2 separate regions of the Homo sapiens genome follow, and region 2 is linked to region 1. The links are chromatin contacts, found by Hi-C or POLR2A ChIA-PET in ENCODE. All regions are on one chromosome and are shown on one strand. Each heading gives the region's core, a stretch centred on a gene start or an enhancer-like site at or near the end of the contact. The rest is flanking DNA. Distances are from core to core; before and after follow the strand shown.

Region 1 (3,266 bases), core at 704-3,203:
CTGAGAGTGTGCCACTGCATTGCAGCCTGGGCAACAAGAGCAAAACTCTGTCTCCAAAAAAAAAAAAAGGAAATGCAGATGAGAATTTGCTTGCAATGACCTTTCTGTATGAAATCATGATGAGGAAAAATGGCATCAGAAAAGTGATAAAAACTTTCCTTCATGTTGATCAGTCACGATAATGGATAATGACATTATGGTTTCTATTTTCAGCTTTCTTTTCTGCAGTTGTGTCAAGTGATTTTGTCAACATTGGTCTTCCTCATGGACTTGTGTTGAATAGCCAGGCTTCAACACAGTGGGCTGAATAGTCAGCTCATATTCTCTCCTAGGGAATGGATGAGCATTGTTTATTAACTTCAATTTTGTAAAGTTTCTTTTTGATGAAGCAATGGGTACAAAATGTTAGAAAACGTCTTCAACGTAAGTATAACTTTGGTAGAGTTCTTTCTTTTTTCGAGACGGAGTTTCGCTCTTGTTGCCCAGGCTGGGGTACAGTGGTGCAGTCTTGGCTCACCGCAACCTCTGCCTCCCGGGTTCAAGCGATTCTCCTGCCTCAGCCTCCCGAGTAGCTGGGATTACAAGCATGTGCCACCACGCCTGGCTAATTTTGTATTTTTAGTAGAGACTAGGTTTCTCCATGTTGCTCAGGCTGGTCTTGAACTCTTGACCTCATGATCAGCCAGCCTCCGCCTCCCAAAGTGCTGGGATTACAGGCATGAGCCACTGCACCCGGCCTCTCAGAGATTTTTAAAAATCCCATTTCACAGTACATTCCAGAATGGGCAACATTGTCGAGGTCTTTATTTCTCTGGGATCAGTTCTAGCAGTTTTTGATTGCCTTCACCGTAGAGAAATATTGAGTGAAAATGGAAACTCCAAGTGAAAACGAAAACTCTAAGTGCTGATGAAAGTAACTCAAGCTCTGTCTTTTCGCCCTCACAGCCTCTGGGCTGTAGCTGCTTATTCTGAGTATCCTGCTGGGACCTAAGAACATGAGACCCAGAGGTTTAGAGACGGAAACTGCACCTGAATGAGCTGGAGAGGTCCTGGAGCATTAGGAATTCACTCTCGAAACAGACGCTTGTAGCTAAATATGCATGTCAGGGCTGAACCGGGTGGGAGTTTGCAGAACTAACTTCTACATGTACAATATAAAGTTTATTAAAGAATGAATAATAAAAAGTGTGAACTTGGAGCTTCACATATATCATTAAAACTCAACAGTTAACCCTGGAAATATTCTGGAACTTGAATGAACAAAAGATCTAGGAACCTGGAAAACATCTCTGATGATGTTTAGAATTGTCTGTGCATGGTAATAATAAAAACACTGATTTATAGTTGGTCATATTGAGAGGTGAAGCCGGTTGGGCTTCTGGGTGGAGTGGGGACTTGGAGAACTTTTCTGTCTAGCTAAAGGATTGTAAATGCACCAATCTGCGCTCTGTGTCTAGCTAAAGGTTTGTAAACACACCGATTAGCACTGTGTAAAATGGACCAATCAGCACTGTGTAAAATGGACCAATCAGCGCCCTGTGAAATGGACCAATCAGCAGGATGTGGGCGGGGTCAAATAAGGGAATAAAAGCTGGCCACCATGTGCCGCCAGTGGTAACCTGTTCAGTATGCTTCTGTGTGATGCTTGTTTTTTTTTTTTTTTGCTGTTTGCAATCTTGTTGCTGTTGGCTGTTTGGGTCTGCCCTGATTGTAAGACACCCATGGCAAAGTCTGCAGCTTCACACCTGGATGAAGTCAGCGAGACGGTGAGTCCACCAGGAGGAGTGAACAACTCCAGACCCGCCACCTTTATAGAGCTGTAACACTCATCGCGGAGCTCTGCAGCTTCACTCCTGAAGCCAACGAAACCACGAACCCACCAGGAGGAACGAACAGGTCTGGACGTGCCATTTTTAAGAGCTATAACGCTCACTGTGCAGGTCTGCAGCTTCACTTCTGAAACCAGCGAGACCACGAACCCACCAGGAGGAATGAGCAACTTTGGTTGCGCTACCTTTAAGAGCCGGAACACTGACTGCGAAGGTTTGTGGCTTCACCCCTGAAGTCAGCGAGACCACGAACCCACCACAAGGAAGAAACTCCGAACACATCTGAACATCTGAAGGAACAAATTCCGGACATGCCATCTTTAGGAACTGTAACACTCACCGCGAGGGTCTGTGGCTTCATTCTGGAAGGTAGCGAGACCAAGAACCCACTGGAAGGAGCAAATTCCAGACCCAATATTATTGTAGAATTCTCTCCAGAGTGTGGGTGTGGTGGCTCAGGCCTGTAATCTCAGAGCACTTTGGGAAGTCAAGTTGGAAGGATTGCTTAAGGCCAGGAGTTTGAGTCCAGTCTGGGCAACATAGTGAGACCCTGTCTCTGCAAAAAATTAAAAAATCCAGATGTGGTAATGTGTGCCTGTGTCCCAGCTTTTTTGGAGGCTGAGGTGGGAAAATGGCTTGAGACCAGGAGTTAAAAGCTATGAAGAGCTGTGATCATGTCATTGCACTCCATGTTAGGCAAGAGTGACGACCCCCAACTTTTAAAATATATATTGTTGAGGCAGAGTTTCACACTGTCCCCCAGGCTGGAGTGCAGTGGCATGATCTTGGCTCACTGCAACCTCTTCCATCAGGTTCAAGCAATTCTCCTGCCCCAGCTTCCTGAGTAGCTGGGGTTACAAGCGCCTGGCTAATTTTTGTATTTTTAGTAGAGAAGTTTTCACCATGTTGACCAGGCTGGTCTCGAACTCCTGACCTCAGGTGATTCACCCACCTCGGCCTCCCAAAGTGCTGGGATTACAGGTGTGAGCCTGGCATAAATAAAATTTTTTAAAAGAATGAAACAATTATCTACAGACAACTTGTCCCTTCATGGCCTGCGTAGGCAGGGCCCTGCCTTTGGCATCGTCTGTCTGGGGCCAGCTATTCTTTGACGTGAGTTGGGGTAAGTGTGCCAGCTCCCTCGCTCCAGCACAGAGGGACTGATCTGAGCCCTGGCTTTCCTGGGCAGATGGAGCTCCAGCTGCCCCAGAGGTGTCTATGTCAGTAACTTGCCCCTCCTTGGTTGCTCCTCCCATCTCCCTTCCTCCCATACCAGTGTTTCCTGGACCACCTTATGAATCAAGTGCTTGCACTTACATCCTGTCTCAAGATCAGTTTTTGGGAGAATCCCAGTCAGGACAGTAGCTCATTCAAAAAATAAAAAATAAAAAAAAATTCAAAAAACACACAACAGGCCGGGCGCAGTGGCTCATGCCT
Region 2 (3,520 bases), core at 291-2,790, 240 kb after region 1:
CTGACTCTTGCACCATGCCCAGGCCAGAGCCCTCACTCAATGCACTGAATAACTGAGCACACACAGGCACACCTGGAATCCTAACCGCTTCCACGGTCCCCTAAATGCTCATCCTGAGCCAGAAAGTCTAACTGACTCTTTTGTTGTTCTTTTTTTTTTTTTTGAGACAAGGTCTCGTTCTGTCTCCTAAGCTGGAGTGCAGTGGTGCAATCATGGCTCACTGTAGCCTCCAACTCATAGGCTCAAGAGATACTCCTACCTTAGCCTCTCAAGTAGCTAGGGCTGCAGATGTGACCACCGCACCTGGCTAATTATTATAATATTATTATTGTTATTATTTTTTGAGACGGAATCTTGCTCTGTTGCCCAGGCTGGAGTGCAATGGCATGATGTCCCGGCTCACTACAACCTCCACTTCCCGGGTTCAAGTGATTCTCCTGCCTCAGCCTCCCAAGTAGCTGGGATTACAGGCACCCGCCACCACGTCTGGCTAATTTTTTTGTATTTTTAGTAGAGACAGGGTTTCGCCATGTTGGCCAGGCTGGTCTCGAACTCCTGACCTCAGGTGATCTGCCTGCTGCGGCCTCCCAAAATGCTGGGATTACAGGCATGAGCCACCATGCCTGGCCTCACCTGGCTAATTTTTTGTTTGTTTTGAGATGGAGTCTCACTCTGTCGCCCAGCCTGGAATGCAGTGGCACAATCTTGGCTCACTGCAACCTCCAACTCCCAGGTTCAAGTGATTCTTCTGCCTCAGCCTCCCAAGTAGCTGGGACTACAGACGTGCGCCACCACGCCCAGCTAATTTTTTTACTTTTAGTAGAAACAGGGTTTCACCATATTGGCCAGGCTGGTCTCGAACTCCTGACCTCGTGATCCACCCGCCTCAGCCTCCCAAAGTGCTGGGATTACAGTTGTGAGCCATCACACCTGGCCTCACCTGGCTAATTTTTAAAAAATCTTTTGTAGATATGGAGTCTCACTATGATGCCCAGGCTGGTCTTGAACTCTTAGCCTCAAGTGATCCTCCCATCTCGGCCTCCCAAAATGCTGGGATTATAAGTGTGAGTCACTGTGCCTGGCCTGTTCTTCTTTAAAAGAAAAAAATCTGGCCGGGCGCGGTGGCTCACACCTGTAATCCCAGCACTTTGGGAGGCAGAGGCAGGCGGATCATGAGGTCAGGAGTTCAAGACCAGCCTGGCCATTATGGTGAAACCCCGTCTCTACTAAAAAAAAAAAACAATACAAAAATTAGCCAGGCGTGGTAGCACGTGCCTGTAGTCCCAGCTACTCGGGAGGATCGCTGAGGCAGGAGAATCTCTTGAACCCAGGAGGCAGAGATTGCAGTGAGCCAAGATCCCGCCATTGCCCTCCAGCCTGGGCGACAGAGCAAGACTCCGTCAAAAAAAAAAAAAAGAAAAGAAAAGAAAAATCTTAAAATGCAGAAAGATGGAAAGAATAATAAACAGCCATATTTCCCTCAGCCCAAAGTAAAACTGTCCACACCTCATCATTACTGCTTCTTTCGCTTTCTCTTTTGCCCGGGGGCAGGTGGCGGCATGGTGCACGGCGGGAGGCGGGCAGTGATGCCTGTTTTCCCCATGTTCCCCATTCACAATGGCCGTTGTCGTCCATGCCAGGTGGCCCCAGACCGATGGAAGAAAGGAAGCCCCAGTGGGAGTTTTGGTTTGGATGTCTCTGGTTATCCTCTCACACACTCACCAGCCAGCTCAGGTCCCCTCTGTACCCTGCTCACTCATATATTTTGCCATTTTTCTGTTGTGTTTCCTGCTTGTTCCTTGTTGGTCTGCAGGAGTTCTTTGAATGTGCTAGGTATGAATTCTTTGTTGGTTGTTTGGTTTGTGACATTTACATAAAATAAGATTAACTGGTTTTTTTTGTTGTTTTTTTTTTTTTGAGACAGGATCTTGCTCTGTCACCCAGGCTGGAGTGCAGTGGTCGAACTCCTGGGCTCAAGCAATCCTCCAGCCTCAGCCTCCTGAGCACCTGGGTCTACAGGCGTTGCACCACCATGCCCAGCTAATTTTTTGATTTTCTGTACAGACAGGGTCTTGCTATGATGTCTCAGCTGGTCTGGAACTCCTGGGCTCAAGCGATCTACCTGCCTCAGCCTCCCAAAGTGCTGGGATTACAGGTGTCAGCCACGGTGCCCAGCCAGATTAACCATTTTAAAGTGTATAGTTTAGTGGCATTTAGTATATTCACGACGTTATGCAATCATTACCTCTACCTTCTTCCAAAACATCTTCATCATCCCAAAAAGAAACCCCATCCTTCTTAAGCAATCTCTTCACTTTGCATTCCCCTCTTCCCCAATTCCTTGGCAACCAGCAACTGGCTTTCTGTCTCTATAGACTTACCTATTCCACATATTTCACATAAATGGAGTCATACAACATAGTGACCTTTTGTGCCTGGCTTTTTTTTTTTTTTTTTTTTTTTTTGAGACAGAGTTTCACTCTTGTTGCCCGGGCTGGAGTGCAATGGCGCGATCTCGGCTCACTGCAACCTCTGCCTCCTGGGTTCAAGTGATTCTCCTGCCTCAGCCTCCAGAGTAGCTGGGATTACAGGCATGCACCACCACACCCTGCTAAATTTTTGCATTTTTAGTAGAGACGCAGTTTCACCATGTTGGCCTGGCTGGTCTTGAACTCCTGACCTCAGGTGATCCACTCCCCCTCGGCCTCCCAAAGTGCTGAGATTACAGGCGTGAGCCACCGCGCCTGACAGCCTGGTTTTTTTTTTTTTTTTTTTTTACTTAACATGTTTTTTGTAGCATGTGCCAGTACTTTATTCCTTTATATGGCTGAATAATATTCCATTATGTGGCTATACCATGCTTTATTTAGCCATTCATCTGTTGATAGGTATTTGGGCTCCGCCATCTTTTGGCGATTGTGAATAGTGCTGCTATACCATTTGTGGTTATTTGTTTGACTACTTGTTTTCTTTTTTTTTCTCTTTTTTTTAGATGGAGTCTTATTCTGTCGCCCAGGCTGGAGTGCAGTGGCACAATCTCGGCTCACTGCAACCTTCACTTCCCTGGTTCCAGCGATTCTCCTACCTCAGCCTCTCAAGTAGCTGGGGCCACAGGCGTGAGCCACCATGCCCAGGTAATTTTTGTATTTTTAGTAGAGACTGGGTTTTGCCATGTTGCCCAGGCTGGTCTCAAACTCCTGGGCTCAAGTAATCTGCCCACCTGGGCCTCCCAAAGTGCTGGGATTACAGGCATGAGCTACTATGCCCAGCCAAAACCTCTTCTCCACATTCTCATCCACACTCCTCATTTTCCGTTTTACTTTTATTGTAGCCATCCTAGTGGGCACAAAGTGGTATATTAGTGTGGCTTTGACTTACATTTCCTTTTTTTTTTTTTTGAGACAGTCTCACTGTCACCCAGGTTGGAGTGTAGTTGGTGAATCTCAGCTCACTGCAACCTCCACCTCCCAGGTTCAAGCAGTTCTCCTGCCTCAGCCTCCCGAGTAGCTGGGATTACATG

What was found. A loop is a pair of places that touch in the nucleus more often than their neighbours do. ChIA-PET counts read pairs that join two places held with the same protein, here RNA polymerase II (POLR2A). Pooled maps may share reads with other maps.
Region 2: a loop to region 1 is called in a pooled map, with 1.8 times the contacts of the local background. The contact joins two enhancer-like sites. A Hi-C loop is called at or near these places in 1 of 50 pooled maps. POLR2A ChIA-PET finds 5 or more read pairs at or near these places in 3 of 52 experiments (MCF 10A, Panc1 and T-cell).

What each region holds. Positions count from the first base shown.
Region 1 is chr17:17,390,203-17,393,468 of GRCh38, forward strand. No RefSeq gene overlaps it. Among named protein-coding and RNA genes, the nearest start is that of MED9, 85 kb to the right of the region's middle. RefSeq lists an enhancer at 1,833-2,062. Within about 2 kb of position 1,954, at least 2 of the 41 ENCODE cell types and tissues checked have a DNase peak (open chromatin) inside an H3K27ac peak, as active enhancers do.
Region 2 is chr17:17,627,176-17,630,695 of GRCh38, forward strand. No RefSeq gene overlaps it. Among named protein-coding and RNA genes, the nearest start is that of PEMT, 37 kb to the left of the region's middle. RefSeq lists enhancers at 1-355, 1,449-1,608. Within about 2 kb of position 1,541, at least 5 of the 41 ENCODE cell types and tissues checked have a DNase peak (open chromatin) inside an H3K27ac peak, as active enhancers do.